2 separate regions of the Mus musculus genome follow, and region 2 is linked to region 1. The links are chromatin loops, found by intact Hi-C in ENCODE. Cell type or tissue: heart. All regions are shown on one strand. Each heading gives the region's core, and the rest is flanking DNA. Links, peaks and the distances in the headings are about the cores only. Region 1 holds the start of Mrpl18 (mitochondrial ribosomal protein L18). Region 2 holds the start of Wtap (Wilms tumour 1-associating protein).

Region 1 (2,902 bases), core at 92-2,591:
ATCGCTGTGTGCCAAGGTCAGAAGAGGGTGTCAGATCCCTGGGAACTGGAATTACAGACCATTGTAAGCTGCCTGGGTCCTCAGTGAACTCAGTAAGTGCTTTAAATGAATACAAATTTTAAAATGTATTTCATAAAATGTTTCTATTAATGAACTTTTAACCTTTATTCCCCCCATTAAAAAATCATTAAGGCTCAAACTTTACCCTAATGTGCACGCTAATAACTAATTCTACTTAGCACTCTATTCTGTAACAGCTTACACACACACACCTTTACTTACTGAACAGGTAGGTACACAGGCCTGTCAGTTCCAGACACTCAATCCCAGCCTCCTAGCCTCCTTTGCTAGAATAGCCTTCATGGCAAATGATTTCGCGGCTTCCTGTCCTTTAGATCTCAGCTTTTTGACATGTCACCTTCAGAGAGGCCTCAGGACATAGCCGCTTATTCTCAAATTACCGTTTAAGTTTTCTTCAAGGCAACTAACTAGTTGCTTGCTCCAAGGTCGCTTTCTACCCACATGTCATCTTCCTGACACATCCCGAGGCTTACCTGGCAGGATCAGTCAGGGGATTGGTGAAATTGGTAAGGTGCTAAGCACAGCTTAGTCAGTCACAAGCCGACTTTAATTACCTGTGCCAGAACTCACGGTTAGGCCACACGGTAGCCCAGCCCCGTTCTTTCCGAGCTACCCCTAAGAGCTCCAGATTCCGAGGGTTCCGGTTGGTGAACTCCGGGGCCACCGCTTCGTTTTCCTTACTCTCCACGTCGGGCTGCACGGCCGGCACGGAACTGGTTGAGAGGGCTGCGAACCCACACTCTAGAAAATGAAAAAGATCACATGCATCTTTCACTTTCCCACATCAGGTACAAAATCGCATTTGCAAATGCACACGTACTGTGCACAGAGCGCAGGCAAGGAGGTGGGGCGAGATTAGTTACCCAGTTTCCTGCAAACTGACAGACATTTCCAGAACCGCGGCCGAAGCGCCATGGCTGACGGGACCTGGGCAAAGTCACACAGTGCCCTATCTTCCTTTGCTCAGGGTCGTCTCGGGGAACAACTAGTCGCAGCCATGTTAACTGTGGGTAAAGCTACAAGGGCCGGCAGTACCTCGGTGTCTCAAGGACCCGGAACTAACAAGCTCCCTGGTGCTGAGTGGCCGAGTGAGCGATCGGTATCCCTGGCTCACCAATCACCGCAGACGTTGAGGCGGAGGGCGGGACACGCTAGCCGTGGCCAAGAGCCTGACTTCCGTTTTCCACTTTCGCGCCTTTCTTCTACTGTCTCTAGTTGACCCAGCGTCCCGCAGCCCCCTACTTCCGGCGTTTTCAGTTTTTCGCCCCGCCCAGCCCTCGTCTGTCAATCCCTACCGCTTTCCCGGCAGACCTTGCGGTTGGTGGAGCGTGGAGAGCGCGCAGGGCGTGTTACCCAGCAGGCCCCGCGGCATCGCTCGGGCCTTTCCACGCCGTGGTCCCCGCCGTGGTGGCCGTTAAACGGTCTCAGAGCGGAGCTATCGGTTGTCTGCGGCCGTAGTGAGCTTTGCTTCGTTTCCTGAAGATGGAGGGTCCTTTGTCCGTGTTCGGGGACCGCAGCACTGGGGAGGCGGTCCGCTCCCAGAATGGTAAGGGCGAGAGAATGGTAAGGGTCCAGCTCGCGGCGGCGCAGGCCGAAGCCCAGCCGCAGTCCGTAGGCCGGGGCTGTCCGCCGGGCCCAGTGAAGTTCCTTCAGGAGAAGCCCAGCCATCCCGGATCCGCCCTCACTAGCGGCCGGCTCGGCGCCATTGCGCCCTACCGTGTAAGGGAAGAATGTTCGAGAATGCACACGGTTGGGGGAGGCGTTCAAGATGGGTGTGGGCGTCCGTGCCCCAATACCTAGTAGAGGAGCTCCAGATAGACTTCTCCGCCACTCCCCTCTGCTCCTTTGTTGGGTTCCAAGCCGGTTGGAGCACCTCTGACATAGCCAGAAAAGAGTAGCTTTCACCGGTTCCATTGGCCCTTGAGAAGATGCTCATAGAATCTAGGTGGCTTTTGCGTTGCTTCCCTTCCCTGGTCTGGTTCTTGGATGCCCAGAATCTGCAGGTGACAGCTGCTCCCCCAGTAAAACGTAACGGAATGCAAACTGAACGTTATTAAGCGATACTTTTAGCTGCCTTTATCGTGGTTAACTTTAATACGAGTAAGCACGTGGTTTGCTGTGGTTGAATTTGTTCTTGAAAGCATTCCCTTGCAGGAACCGTGTTCTGTGTTGTGCTTTTTTTTTTTTTTTAAACAACTCTCTTAGAAATTACTACTACTTTATCCTGGTGAACTATCTAATATTCTTACTAAACTTGCCAGAGTCTGAAGAGAAAGGCTGAACTTAAAGGGTTTTTTCCCCCCTAGTGTAGTAGTAAGGAATGAACTTAAGATTGCTTATAATTTGAGGCATTAAAATCTTTGCAATCGGTGATATACCAATACTAAATAGAAAAAAGAATAGTTAACCTTCACTGGTCCTTAAGTAAGTGATTCCCCCCCCCCCCCACACACACACACACACACACACACAGGGTTTCACTGTATAGCTGTGGCTGTCCTGGAAGCAACTTTGTAGACCAGGCTGGCCTCGAACTCAGAAATCTGCCTGCCTCTGCCTCCCGAGTGCTGGGATTAAAGGCGTGCGCCGCCACACCCGGCTTGATTTTTTTTTTTTTAAATAGTAATTACAGACTTTAGATTTTAGCAAATCATAGGTAGTTGAGTGTCATAGTTTATGTGTTGTTCTAATTAGTTTTCACTGTTCATCTACAGTTATGGCTGCAGCTTCTATTGCCAACATTGTTAAAAGTTCTTTTGGGCCAGTTGGCTTGGATAAAATGTTGGTGGATGATATTGGTGTAAGTATATATCTAATTGCT
Region 2 (2,902 bases), core at 309-2,808, 75 kb after region 1:
GAAAATGGCCTAGTCGGCCATCAGTGGAAAGAGAGGCCCATTAGTCGTGCAAACTTTATATGCCTCAGTACAGGGGAACGCCAGGGCCAAGAAGTGGGAGTGGGTGGGTGGGGGAGCGTGTGAGGGACTTTTGGGATAGCATTGGAAATGTAAATGAAATTTAAAAAAAGGAAAAAAATGAACTAGAAAAAAACCAAAACAAAAACAAAAAATACAAGTCATAACATAGTGTACAAACACACTCATCTGTTTAAGAGTGAAGAACTAAAGCACTCTTAGAAACCCATCTGCCCAAATCCTTAAAATTCAGTTTCAATCATATCAGAAGCCATCCTGTAGACTGCAACCTCCCCTAACTTGCCCCAGCAGTAGTGAATGAATGAGTGAAACCTAGCCACCTCAAAAATGTCTGTTTTCAATAGTTTCAAATCGTCTACATGTTTACCTATAAGAAAACATGATGCTTGGTTTAAAAGAAAAAAAAGCGTTTAAAAAAAAGGCATTTAAAAAATTTTTAAATTTATTATATGGTAAGTACACTGTAGCTGTCTTCAGATACACCAGAAGAGGGCTTCAGATCTCTTTATGGGTGGTTGTGAGCTACCATGTGGTTGCTGGGATTTGAACTCAGGCCTTTGGAAGAGCAGTCAGTTCTCTTAACCGCTGAACCATCTCTCTCCAGACCGCATTTAAAAATGTTTTATGAATGTTTTGCACGTATATATGTGCATCACGTGCACGCCTGATGCCACCCACTGAGGTCAGAAGTGGGAAGTCAAAATTCCAGAACAAGAGTTAAGGATGGTCAAGAGCCATCATTCCGGTGCTGGAAGAGAAACTGCTGAGCCAACTCTCCAGTCCCAAAGCTCAAACATAAGCTAAAGGGAAAGAAAGGTAGAATTTGTAGTAACTGATCTGTGACTTCCACCTATCTTTCCAAACAATAAAATTAACTAAATGAAAAGGCTAGGGTAGAGCGTGAAAACGATGAAAAAGGCGTAAATAAAACGTAGAGGATTATAACATGCTCCTTGAAGCTTTAACAGGCTCACCGATCTTTACAACCAGCTTACAGTGTATTCTTAGTCCTTTGGGGTCAAATTAACTGACTTCCTCATTCTCAAACCAAGAACTGTGGGCTCGGGGAATTGCTGAACGGCAGAAGGCTGGCCTAGCGTGCATGCACAAGGCCTAGCCGCCCCCCACGCCCATAAAACATGTACACAGAGAGGAAAACTTAGGTCTTGTTCTACCGTGCACCCGCTGTCTTATGCAAAACAATTTTAAATACGGTCAAATCAGCCATACAGAAATCCAAAACTAGACTAGAAGTTCACGAAAAATTCCACTAAGCTGTCAAAAAAAAAAAAAAAAAAGAACTACTCTCACAATGCATGCACTTATGTAAAAATGGAAGTCCACAGGTGAACGTGGTTGCAAAGACAAGCTACTACGTGGTACGGAATTGTTTTTAACAAAAAAAAAACCCAAAAAACAAAACAGAATGCTTCACTTGTGCCATACAGAACTGTGGGTACCTCTGGGTCCCCGGTGACGAACCCTGGAAGGTGGGAGGGGGCGACAGAGGCGGGGAAAGGACCGGCATGGCCAGTCAGCCCCGAGAGGGCGGCCTCCGGCCTCCCCGCCTCCCCGGCCGCGGGAACGCCCGCCCTGTCCCCTGCCGTCAGGGACGGAAGTAGAATGGCCGCGAAGCGGTGCAAGGATCCCCACGGGCAGCAAACCGCTCTGCCTAACGGGAAACCTGCACGGCCGCAGGCCCGGTCGCCCTTCCGGCCCGGAGTGCATTTCCCCGGGTCTAGGGCGGCCGCGCCTCGCTCCCCGGCCCCACAGGCCCTCGTGGCCATTCCCGCTGCGGGCTGCACCTACCTTCCCAGCCCGAGGCTGCGCGGGCGCCGCCAGTCACACAGGCCGAGGCCGCGCCGCCGCCGGCCCCCCCGCGCTCCTCCCGCCGCAGCGCTGGCGAGAACCTTTATTTGCGGGTCTCGCAGCCACAAAATGGCGCTGAGGGAGGAAAGCCGGCCCTGCCGCCGGCCCCGCCCCGCCCGGACTGCGCCCCGCCCCGAGCGCGCCGCGGAGACCCCGCCCGTGGCCCACTCACCCGAGACGCGCCTCTCGGGCGCCTCCTCGGTCACCGCGCCGGGCGCCTCTGGAGAGAAGGGGCGAGGGGCGGCCGGCTCGGCCCCGCTCGGGACCTCGGGGCGCGGAGAGGCAGCGGCACTACGCCGCCGCCGCACGGAGACAGTCCGCGGAAGCCCGCACCGGCCCCGTCGGGGCTCTGCAAGCTCAGCGGGGCTGGGAAGGGAAGCGGCCGGAGAGAAGGGCGGGCCCGCGAGGTCGGAGGTCACCCGCGAGGCATCTCGGGACGACGGCCGCTGCCGGACAAGCTCGGCGGGGCCACCTGCGGCTGCTGCGCGGCCTGGGCGGAGGAATCCGAGCCGACAAGCGCGTGATTGGCTCTTCCAGGCAGTCTCACAGCTCAGGATGCTTCCGCGCATCGTGCCGGAACGGGGAGACAGCGGCTTCATGCTTAAGCGCCCCTCGTTTTAAGTTGGGGGCGGGGGAGGGGGACTTAGAAGCCGTCGCCGTTCTTGGGGCCGCCGGCTTTGCCCCGGGGCGTCTTTGGGTTTGAGTCGAGGAGCCAGGAGGCTGCGCGTGTGGGCAGACTGGAAGCCCCGGGAAGGCAGCCGGGTGAGGGTTCTGGAGTACTCTAGCAAGAACAGCGGTGCTCGGCAGTCTCTTCAGCACTTCCCAGATGGGACAGTCATATTTAGGCTTAGTCGGTTTTATGAGCCCGGTTAATCCCCAGCGTAGGTGCCCTGCCTGAGATCATTTATAAGGATACAGTTACAGTAGAGACCAGATGCCACCACTAGGTAGTTTA

What was found. Hi-C counts contacts between places; a loop is a spot of excess contacts. Peaks named below come from ENCODE experiments on the same cell type or tissue, not always from the same donor. Only the 100,000 strongest peaks of a DNase experiment are listed, where the experiment ranks them.
Region 2: it touches region 1 in a loop (6-fold over the local background); 15 of 42 quality-filtered maps call a loop at or near these places.

What each region holds. Positions count from the first base shown.
Region 1 is chr17:12,915,003-12,917,904 of GRCm38, forward strand. Mrpl18 (mitochondrial ribosomal protein L18) reads right to left here and starts at 1,089. Exons shown (of 4, transcript NM_026310.3): 1 at 945-1,089; 2 at 636-822. The coding sequence starts at 996. It overlaps Tcp1 (t-complex protein 1), which reads left to right and starts at 1,327. Exons shown (of 12, transcript NM_013686.4): 1 at 1,327-1,627; 2 at 2,796-2,881. The coding sequence starts at 1,564. In heart, for the core only: no CTCF peak of the experiment used is centred there; a DNase peak (open chromatin) is centred at 1,289; H3K4me3 peaks cover 2,500 bases; H3K27ac peaks cover 2,105 bases.
Region 2 is chr17:12,990,190-12,993,091 of GRCm38, forward strand. Wtap (Wilms tumour 1-associating protein) reads right to left here and starts at 2,070. Exons shown (of 8, transcript NM_001113533.1): 1 at 1,888-2,070. In heart, for the core only: CTCF peaks have their summits at 1,616 (motif pointing right) and 2,323; DNase peaks (open chromatin) are centred at 1,692, 2,082 and 2,402; H3K4me3 peaks cover 2,500 bases; H3K27ac peaks cover 1,994 bases.